Regions from separate parts of the Homo sapiens genome. Here region 2 is linked to region 1. Evidence: chromatin contacts called from ENCODE Hi-C or POLR2A ChIA-PET data. All regions are on one chromosome and are shown on one strand. The core of a region is the stretch at or near the end of the contact, and the rest is flanking DNA. Distances in the headings are between cores, read along the strand shown. Region 1 holds the start of LINC01649 (long intergenic non-protein coding RNA 1649). Region 2 has its middle 28 kb from the start of NHLH2.

The links. Hi-C counts contacts between places; a loop is a spot of excess contacts on that map. ChIA-PET counts read pairs that join two places held with the same protein, here RNA polymerase II (POLR2A). Pooled maps may share reads with other maps.
Region 2: a map of DLD1 shows a loop between it and region 1 (3-fold over the local background). The contact joins the enhancer-like site here to the promoter of LINC01649 in region 1. A Hi-C loop is called at or near these places in 1 of 168 maps with a recorded cell type or tissue (DLD1) and 1 of 50 pooled maps. POLR2A ChIA-PET finds 5 or more read pairs at or near these places in 1 of 52 experiments (CD4-positive, alpha-beta T cell).

The regions. Positions count from the first base shown.
Region 1 is chr1:115,915,367-115,920,857 of GRCh38, reverse strand. LINC01649 (long intergenic non-protein coding RNA 1649) reads right to left here and starts at 1,482. Exons shown (of 3, transcript NR_125969.1): 1 at 1,299-1,482. It also overlaps the pseudogene LOC101928952.
Region 2 is chr1:115,809,688-115,815,610 of GRCh38, reverse strand. No RefSeq gene overlaps it. Among named protein-coding and RNA genes, the nearest start is that of NHLH2, 28 kb to the left of the region's middle. Within about 2 kb of position 4,295, at least 4 of the 41 ENCODE cell types and tissues checked have a DNase peak (open chromatin) inside an H3K27ac peak, as active enhancers do.

The DNA of each region.
Region 1 (5,491 bases), core at 233-2,732:
ATAGAGTGTGTATTCTTTGGTTTCTGGCTTCCTTCACTCAACATAATGTCTGTGAGATTCATCCATGCTGTGGAGTATAGCAGTAATTCATTCTTTTTATTGCTTCATAGTATCCTTTAAAAAAAAAACTACAATTTATTGATTTATTTTTTTCTGATAGACATTTAGGCTATTCTGAATAAAGCTGTTATGTATATTCTTATACATGTCTTTTGGATGACATATTTATACTTCAAAAAATATAAACTAGGAGAGGCATAACTAAATCATAGAGTAAGGCATACTTTCAGCTTTAAATGCAGAGTAAACATTTTTAAAGTTTTATTTTGCTTTTGGAGAGGGGGCCTACTTTTAAATTGATCTCCAAAACAGCTGTACCAATTTGAACTCCAACTATCCAATGTCATGAGTGTACCCTTCCCCTTCCCGCCTTACCACCAGCTAGTGGGCATTTTCATTCTTCTTAATCTTTGCCAGTGTGAGAAACAAAATGGTATCTCATTGTTTATATTGTGTTTGATGACCAAGAAAATGTTAAAAAATTCTTGCTATGTTACCAGATATTCTTGTTTCTTCTTTTGTAAATTGCCCATATACATCATTGCCCTATTTGCTATTAGCTTTAAGATAAGGCAAAAAGCTTAAATATAATCCATATAGTATGTATAGATCCATTGGCATTGTAAGAAAAATTCATTGGTATTTATAACCAAAAAATATTTACATTCTTTCCATAAGTTGACATCCTGCTCTATATATTTCAGAACGAAGTTAACATTTACAGAACACCAATTACTGAGCACATTTACTCTTTAAAACAGCCCTATTTATTTCATTCTTACAATTTCATTTAACTTCAGAGGTAGCATTTAGTTTTCATGAAAAACTCTAAAGGTATTTAATATTCTGCCTATTTTTACAAGTGCAGAAATCAAAGCTCACGGGGCTCAGGGTCACAAATGATTAAGTGGTGGGACTGGGATTTAAACCCAAGACACCTCAAGTCAAAAGTAAATTATTTTTCTCTTTTCTGTAGATGCCATTGCCTAGGTCAGTGCTCTGGCCTATCATCTGAATGTTTGTATCCTCCTAAAATGTATATGTTGAAATCCTCACCGCCATAGGTGATGCTGTTAGGAACTGGGGGCCCTTGGGAGGTGACTGAGTCTCGTGAAGGCAGGCCATCATGAATGATCAGTGTCCTTATGAGAGCTGCCCCCCAAATTTCCCTCACCTCTTCCACTATGTGAGGACACAGCAAGAAGGCACCATTTTTGAACAAGGAAGTTAGCCCTTACCAGACACCAAATCTGCTAGCACCTTGATCTTGGGCTTCCCAGACTCCAGAAATGTGAGAAATAACATTTCTATTACTTGTAAGTCACTCAGGTATGGTATTTTGTTACAGCTACCCGAACAGACTAAGATAAGCAGTGATTCTCTTTTTTTTTCCCCCACATTTCAAACCCTAAGAGGGCATCTGAATTCTAGAACCCCATCCTTAACTCCCTTCCATTCTCAACACACATCTACCATTCCACTACCAAAGTCCAAAGAGTATCAGGATCTCTGGGCTATCAAGAAGATGGAGAATATGAAAAAAATCCATGTTAGCTCATTTATTTTAGAAACTTTTCTTTGTGTGTGGTGTGTTTTAAAATCTGAGTAATGGTTTAATAAATCCAGAAGTAGAATAAGTAGAAGCAGAAGTGAATCTAGGATCTTTTCCTCTTGATAAGTTACTCCTTTTGGGGTCTGAAGCTTACATAATTTTAGAGGCTTTTTAAAAGAAAAAGATGACAAGAATATTTATACAAAATTAGGTTTGAGTGTTGATTTAAAGTGAGAAAAGAAATTGCTATCAATTACACATTTTAAAAATATTTAACTGCCACAAGAATCACAAAATTAAAAATATATATATATACATGGTACTTAATTGCCCTGACACCCCTATATAATTATGCCTTCATTTTTTGGCTCTATATATTCTTGGGTCACGACTTCATATAACAAAGATTTTTGTAGTATTTTCTATCAAGAGGGTACATATAAAGATAGATTAGTCTTTCCAGTAGCATGGTTGATCAAATTTGTTTTTCATTAAGAATTTGGAAAAGTTTCTGTGAGCTTCATAACTCATTATTTGTACTATCACATAAATGCTTGGGATCACAGTTTTAGGAAATTTCCATCAAATTTTTGTCATATGTGAACTCTAAGATTTCAGAGTATCTCTAATTTGTTTTCGTTGTTGTTACTGTTCAATGACTAATCTTTTTTTCTCTTTGAATTTAATGAATTTACATAAAAAAATTAGGTAGTCATTTTGCATTTAAGGAATAAAAATCTTTAAAAAAATACAAAGAATGGAAGGATTTTAGCCAAGTTTACACTTCTTTTTGCTATAATTTGTAACAATTCAGCTCATCATAACTTAATGCAATGTGCAAATGCAGCACGTATTACGATCACTTAACTAAATTTAAGGAAGTACATTGTTAATAGTGGCCCTCAGAGGAAATAGATTTATCTTCTTGTAAAAACTCCATGGTATATAAACATTACATAATAATGCTACTTAACCACCTCTTGTCTCAAGAATCATTACCCGGCGAGGTGCGGTGGCTCATGCCTGTAATCCCAGCACTTTGGGAGGCTGAGGCGGGCAGATCACGAGGTCAGGAGTTCGAGACCAGCCTGACCAACATGGTGAAACCCCGTCTCTACTAAAAATACAAAAATTAGCCAAGTGTGGTTGCGGGTGCCTGTAATCCCAGCTACTTGGGAGGTTGAGGCAGGAGAATCACTTGAACCCGGGAGGTGGAGGTTGCAGCCGAGATCCAGCCTGGGCAACAGAGCAAGACTCTGGTCTCAAAAAAGAAAAAAACAAAAACAAAACAAAAAAACCACAAATGCTTTAATAGTTTTAAAGCAAAAGCTGTTAGAGTCTAGATAGCTAAAACTATACTTGTGAGTTCAAGCTTACAGATAAGTAGCTCTTAATAAAATATATTTTGATATATGTAGTTCTTTTTTTTTTTTTTTTTTTTTTTTTGAGACAGTCTCGCCCTGTCACCCAGGCTGGAGTGCAGTGACATGATCTCGGCTCACTGCAAGCTCCGCCTCCTGGGTTCACACCCATTCTCCCGCCTCAGCCTCCCAAGTAGCTGGGACTACGGGCGCCCGCCACCACACCCAGTTAATTTTTTTGTATTTTTAGGAGAGACAGGGTTTCACTGTGTTAGCCAGGATGGCCTCGATCTCCTAACCTTGTGATCCGCCTGCCTCAGCCTTCCAAAGTGCTGGGATTACAGGTGTGAGCCACCGTGCCCAGCAAGTAGTTCTTTTAAGTAGTTCTTAATAAAATATCCTTCCTCCCCATGCCCCTACCCTAAATCTTATATTGTTCTTATAAAACTTTGGTCAAGAGTAAAAATATATCCAGGCAGATGTATATGTCATACAATAGCAAGAACAGTAAAGCCCAACTAATGACTTTAAAATATAAGACAATTATAATGTACTCAAAGGTACATAAAAAAAAGCTTTCATGGGGGTAATATTGAAACAGTCACAAAGGTTAAGAAAATAGTGATGTCACCTGGGCACCGTGGCTCACGCCTGTAATCCCAGCACTTCGGGAGGCTGAGGCCGGCAGATCACCTGAGTTCGGGAGTTTGATACCAGCCTGACCAACATGGAGAAACCCCATCTTTACTAAAAATACAAAATTAGTTGGGCGTGGTGGCACATGCCTGTAATCCCAGCTACTAGGGAGGCTGAGGCAGGAGAATTGCTTGAACCTGGGAGGCAGAGGTTGCAGTGAGCCGAGATTGCACCATTGCACTCCAGCCTGCGTAACAAGAGTGAAACTCCATCTCAAAAAAAAAAAAAAAAAAAAAAAAAAAAAAAAGAAAAGAAAATAGTGATATCAAAGTACAAATGGCTGCAATGTTAAAATAGACAAAAGCTACTATGCAAGAGCTTCTTTTAAAATGAAAAATATAGAACACAACACATGAGTCGGTGATTTTCCTGTTCTACTCATGAATTTTAGGTTGGTTAGGTTGACATTTAGAAGAGTTTCTTATCACATCTGATGGTGTCATTCCAACTTCGTAGGGTGGGTCTTCCCCAAGGAACCTCTAATCTTGGTTATTGTACAATTTCAAAGTAGTGCAATATCGCCATGATGTGCTGGGTCATGAAGATGTATCCTGCGTATCAATGGAAACCAGCGTGGAATTGAGCACCTTCCGCTCCTCGGGCTCCAGCATGTAGAGCATTGTGACCAGCAGGTGTTGGTAGTAGAACCAGGACATCTACTTCCAGGCCCGCACCAGCTCCATCCCTGCCAGGCGCCTCCTGCGATGAGGTGGCATTTCAGTCTCTCAATGACTAATCTTAAATATGCTATGAATTGATGGCATTCACTATTAACTAATTTGTGATCTATGTCCTCCTTCTAATGGTGTATTATGGTTTATATTATCTTTGTCAATATAAACATTCCTGTCTAATTATAAATTTAAATATTTTACAAATATATTCGTATAACTCATTCTTTTTTATTGATTAGATCATTAAATAATATAAAAGCCTATTTATTATTTCTATTGGCAATTTATCTCTTCCTCTTAATGATTTACTAATTTTGAATTTTTTTTTTTGAGACGGAGTCTCACTCTGTCGCCCAGGCTGGAGTGCAATGGCGCAATCTCGGCTCACTGCAACCTCTGCCTCCCAAGTTCAAGCGATCCTCCTGAGTAGCTGGAATTACAGGCACGGCACCACGCTCAGCTAACTTTTGTATTTTTAGTAGAGATGAGGTTTCACCATGTTGGTCAGGCTGGTCTCAAACTCCTGGCCTCGTGATCCATCCCCCTCAGCCTCCCAAAGTGCTGGGATTAGAGGCGTGAACCACTGTGCCCGGCTGGAAATGATACTTTTTTAAAAAAATATTTTTTAGAGACAGGGTCTCATTCTGTTGCCCAGGCTGGAGAGCAGTGGCAAAATCATAGCTCACTCCATCTTCAAATTCACAGGTTCAAGTGATCCTCCTGTCTCAGCCTCCTGAGTAGCTGAGACTACAGGCACACACCACCGTGCCAGGCTAATTTTGAAATTTTTGGTAGAGATAGGGTCTCACTATGTTGTGCAGGCTGGTCTCAAACTCCTGGCCTCGGCCTCCCAAAGTGTAAGAATTACAGGCATGAGCCACCACACCCAACTGTTTTTTGTTACAGTTTACTGCTAGATATCAGAATTATTTCTATTGACTTTATATGTAAATCTATGAAAAATAGTTTTATTGTATAGTACAAAAACACAATCATGTACACTGCATCTGCATGTGCATTCCCAATAGGAGAGAACTTCCTTTCAATTAGGTGTCAATAGAAACTAAATCCTCTGCTACAATTGATTGGAAAGAATTTTCCACAGACCAGCTTCTGGTTCCAATCCATTTCAAACCTTGCATTTCCTC
Region 2 (5,923 bases), core at 3,046-5,545, 110 kb after region 1:
AGAATCCTGTTCCCTCCCATGCTAAGTTTCTGGGTGCATAGTTAGAGGTCTTGCCTGTCTCTAACCCTGTTTTTCACCTGGCTTGGGATAATGCAGATAATGCAAAGAGTTGGAGCCTGTGCTCAGCTCTGTTAACTACTTGTGAGAGGTGGACACAAGCACAGGCCTGTAGTCAACATTTGTTTGCACCATGAATTTATTATTTATTATTGTGTCCCTGAGACAATATGACCCATAAAGAGATGGTGCCAGTTAATCGTAGGTCAGTCTCCATTCAAATAAAGTCCACATTCTCTTTGGAGAGCAGACATCTTTGCAAGACTACTGACTACCAGTCATCTCCAGCCCTTAGCTTAGGCTTGATCACTGTGACTCTGATAAGCTTCTCCTTGGCATGCTAGCCTCACACGCTCTCTCTAAGTCTACTCCAAAAGGCTTTCTGGCAGCTCTATTTTGTAGGCTTGGTCTGTCCCACCCACATATTTTCTATTGCTGATTGCCAAGATGCCTGTAGCCAATGTTTGTTTGCACCATGAATTTATTCTCTAGTAGGAGGAGGGATAAGAAGTTCAATAGCCGAATTAGTATACAAAAAGGGCAAAAAGAGGTAGTGTGGAAATATAAATTAAACTCTGTGGGATCCCAAGAGAAAAGATGATTAATTACAACTAAGTGAATCAAGAAATGCTTCACGGAAATGGTATTCACACTGGGCTTCTGTGGGCAGGTTTCAACAGACAAGGTGGGAAAAAGGCATTCCAAGTGAGAACAATGTAAGATGGGGACAGAGCTGGAAAAGTTCAGTGTAGGTGGAGTTCTGATCATCAAGGGCCTTCAATGCTGTGCTCAGGAATTTGAACTTCATTCCATAGACAGTTGTGGACCAGTGGAAGCTTCTAAGCAGAGGAATGGTATCAGATCTGATGATAGTGACCATTTATTGAGTACTCACTATAATCTAGGCATCGTGCTAAACACTTCACAGGCATTCACTTAGCCTTCATAATCACCCCATGAGGATGGTGGACTTGGACAGTAGTTTGAGAATGGGCTAGAAGCAAAATAAATGGTTAGGGATGACATAGTAGGAGAGGCCATGGTCTCAGTGGTTTAGTCCCTTGTCCCTAAATTGTAAAGTTTACTAACAATGGCAATGAGAACTGGAGTTAGAAATCTGAGGTGGCAGAATCAGAGGACCTGGTGACCAGTTAGCTCCTGGGGTCAAAGGAAGCAAGTGGTTAGGGGATCTAGTAAACAATGCCAGCAGACCCTTGTCTTGGGAACTTAGCTCCCCTACCTTCCACCAAAATCCCAATCTCAGGAGAAAGGGGCATTTTGCTATCCACTGAATATGAGACTTGAAGATTCAGAAGATTATAGCCATGAAGGCTTTTCCAGTTGGTCCAGGTGGGAGACCAGACAAGATGTAGAAGCAAATCAATTAGGGGCAATAAAAACACTTCCCTATCTGAAGCGCTCATCATATGGCAGGCACTGCACTAGGCACTTCATAGACCTCATCTCACTGAATATTAACAATAACCTCATGATTAGGGTCCCTGCTGTACTCTAAGATAACTGAGATTTAGACAGATTAGGTAACTAGCCTGGGTTCACATACTAAGCAGAATTGAGATACACACCCAGAGTCTATGCTTATGACAGTGCAAGAAACTGCCTAAGAGGAAGACTTAGGCAGAGAAGACTATGACAGTGCAAGAAACTGCCTAAGAGGAAGACAGACTTCTCAAAAAGCAGCCAAGACAAGTCTGGCTCAAATTGGATTCATTCTCATGTCTACTAATGCATTTATTAATTTACCCTTTCATTTATTCATACACTAAACAATTGCTGAGCACCTGCTCTGTGCGGGCATTGTGCTAGCTATTTGGGATAAAAAAAAACTAATAAGACACCATGTCTGTCTTCAAGGAGACTATTCTAGAAGTGAAGGCAGGCAAGTGAACAGATAATTATAATGCACAGAGGAGGAAAGCAGCTAACCTGGCTTGTGGGGCTAAGGAAGGGAGTTGGAGAAGACTTCCTAAGGTGATACCTGAGCTCAGTCCAGGAGTAGAGGGTGGCTAGGCTAAGGCAAGGAAGTGAGAAGAGAGCAATGTTCCAGGCAGTAGGACTGTTGCAAAGGGGTTTGGGTCATAATCCTGAGAGACATGATCCAAAATGCCATAATCCTGAATACTGAAATCCCAAAAGATTTAAACCCCTAAAGTCTAAATTACAATCACAGTATAGACGTATCATTTTAGGCAGAACTATTACTTGTTATTGTCTTCATTGGAAATGAGGTATGTTTAAGGAGATGTGTGTGAGTGCCAAGTTGACAAGGGGTGAACTTGTGGACTTAATTTTAAATGTCAACTTGACTGGATTAAAGAATACCTAGAAATCTGGTAAAGCGTTATTTTAGGTGTGTTTGTGAGGGTGTTTCCAGAGGAGATTAGTGCCTGAGACTGAGTGGATTAGCTGGGGAAGATCTTTACCCAATATTAGAGGACACCATCCAATCGGCAAGGGTCCTGGAGAGAACAAATACAGAAGGCTATTGGCATCTGAGAGCTGGAACAGACTTTTCTTCTGCTGCCTTGGACATTAGAAAACACTGAAACTTCCTCAACAAATGAAGAGATGTCCTTTTTGTGCACCTGTATTTATGAAAGATAAGATTTCTCGAGATCGGCCGGGCACGGTGGCTCACGCCTGTAATCCAAGCACTTTGGGAGGCCAAGGCGGGCGGATCACGAGGTCAGGAGATGGAGACCATCCTGGCTAACACAGTGAAACCCCATCTCTACTAAAAATACAAAAAATTAGCCAGGCGTGGTGGCGGGCGCCTGTAGTCCCAGCTACTCGGGAGGCTGAAGCAGGAGAATGGCGTGAACCCAGGAGGTGGAGCTTGCAGTGAGCCGAGATAGTGCCACTGCACTCCAGTCTGGGCGGCAGAGCGAGACTCCGTCTCAAAAAAAAAAAAAAAAAAAACAATTTCTCGAGATCTCAGCTCTTTGAGAAAGTGCATATGATGAGTTGGTGACCCATTGCATTTTTTGATCTATTTCATCAAAAGACTTAGGTTGTTTATCACAGTATTTCAGATGGTTACAGTTATGAGACTGGGTGTACACAATTACCAACCATAATGATATTTATATATACATTTCACTTTTTGACCTATTTCTTTATGAATACAGTTGTCTGCTCATCACGATGTGACTGTCAGTATACCTGAGTAGTTATGATTGCAAAAATGTATTACTTTTATCTATTTTATTGTATAAAGTGGCCTGTGAGTGTTCTGTCATTTTTATATGTATCTCAAATAAAATATCTTTAAACTAATTTTAAAATTACTTTTCCCAGAATTGTAATTTTGTGATTTTGATTTTTGGGGATTTCAACATGTGGGATTATCACATTTGAGATTGTGTCTTTTGGGATTATGATTGGCTCTTGGTGCAAAGAAACAACAGACAGAAACAACAAGCTCTATACTGAGATCTACAAGCAATTTGGATTGTCAAAGGCAATCTTGAGAGGCAGAGGAGACAAGAGGCTGGAGTAGGGGCAAGAGAATGTTCCATTCAGAGTCATGGAGCTTGGATTTCATCCTACAGGCCATGGGGAGCCACTGAAGGGGAGACTTAGTTTCATTAAAGCTCACTCTGACTGTAGTGGGATGACAGTGGGCCAGGAGGCTGGGGAGGAGCCTGCTGCAATGGTACAAGTGAAGGATGACGTTGATCTGGACTAGGTAATGCTGGCAGAGGCTCAGAGGAAGGGCAGGTCTGAGTAATGTTTAAGGGTGAAATGGGTAGCACTTAGGAGTGATGCTCGGTGGGGACAAAGGGTTGAGGCCCCTTGAGGATGACTCATCCTTGAAGGAATCCCCCAGCAGGTTTCCCACTCTCAGCAGTAGCATAGGTAGTGTGGACACTATCAACCCTTATGCCCAGCACAGATGGTCTGACCAAATGCTCATGGTTACCAAAACACTGCTATTGTGGGGAGCTGAGTCTCTATGCAGAAAGGCTTCAGTCCTGAGGCCACTGGCCAGAAAAAGTCCCTCTGCCTCCAAACTACCCCTTCTTGCTGGGAAGGAAAGTGTTAGCTCAGGAGATCTGAGTTGCTCAAACCCTATACATTCCCAAGAAAGGCCTGATTTCCGCAATGGCCCTTGGCCAGTTTCCGGGAGATAAGCTCTGAGTCCCTGGATATTCTGCCTGATAAGGGACATTTTGTTTGCTTGAGGCCTTGGGTCACATGTTACCAGTTGGATCAGATTGTGCTAACAATGTGACTTGTGGCAAACACTTGCTTTTGGTCTAGGAGTGCTGGAGTCTGAGTAGCTGAAACCAGTCACACAGGTACAGCATGCCTACATGACAGATCCCCAATAAAAACTCTAGACACCAAGGCTTGGGTGAGCTTCCTTAGTTGGCAACACTTTATATGTGTTATCACACACTGAGGCTGAGAGGATTAAATACATCCTGTGCAGCTCTATTGGGAGGGAACATCTGGAAGCTTGCACCTGGTTTCTCCTGGACTTTGCCCCATGTATCTTTTCCCTTTGCTAATTTTAATCTATATCCTTTTGCTGGAATAACCTGTAACCATCAGTACAACAGCTTTCTGAGTCCTGTGAATCTCTCTAATGAATTGTCAATGAAACCTTGAGCGCCTGGGGACCCCTGACACACACCCAACTCTGGAGTGACAGAAGAAGGGACTGTTGGGAAAGCATGCAGCCAGAACCTGGCATTTCACCACAGAGTAGGTTCTGTGCAAACAACATAAGTGGGGCACTTATGTATTGCACAGAACAGATGGGCAGGAATGAACACTTGCAGAAAACACTGGGAGGATGTTTCCCAGCTTATCCAGAGTCCAAGGCCACTCCGCTCTTCTCCAAGTGGCCTTGGTGGTCTTGCTTTTGTCCAACACAGCACTTCACCTTTTAATTTTCAGCTTTTCCAAAAAGTCTAATTGTCCTTCTTCAACTCTCCAGCTTATTTCTTTTGCCAGATAGTCATGTCCAAACTGGGTACAGAACTGTAGGCAATTTTCAGATACTGTAAAGTAGAATTTACACTGAACAACAGTTGCAAGAATCTACAGTATGTCCTAGAAATGCAATACATTGCTGTGCCGGCAACTTATAGGTTATTTGAATAACATGCTGTAAACAGCTGGTAAATTAAACTTCTCAGCAATGGGTATAATCCATAGCCAGAAAACCTGAGGTTTGATTTTATGCAAATACAAGCTTTTTGTGCACAATCTTACACCTTACTTTTATCACTTTGTCAGCTGGTTTATAAAACATAAGATACATTTAATAAGTGGTGCCCACCTCCTCTACACTTTTTCCAGACGAGGACTTAGATTAATAGGTATTTCTGCTCATTATGTAGTCCAAGCCCATTCTTGTTTTTAATGACAAGCCTAGGCACTATGAACATTTTACATTCCAGTAAACATGATGACATCCTTGTATATATTTGGAAAGCCTCTCTGAGTTCTCCCCACAACCAAGTGTAACAGCACATGTAACAGCATACTCCCTTCCCCTGGCCCTGCCACTTCCTGGCTTGGTTTTCCCTTCATTATCTCCCACTCTCCACTACTGTTGGGGCCCTCAGTTCTGCACCTAGGTTAGTGGCAAGCAAGACAGGAATTTCTTCATTGTTTATGACCTCGTAGAGGCAGTGTTCTATGCAGAATACAGAAAGTTGGTTATTATAAGCACACAGAAATGCAATACAGAAAATGAAGTAATACAAAGTGATTGAAAGGGTGGGAGGACGGGATTCTAGGATGGGCCTCCAGAAAGCCACTACTGGAACTGCTGAGTTCAAAGACACGCCGCCATGCCTGCTACCCAAGGATCCACATCCTCTGCTGCCTC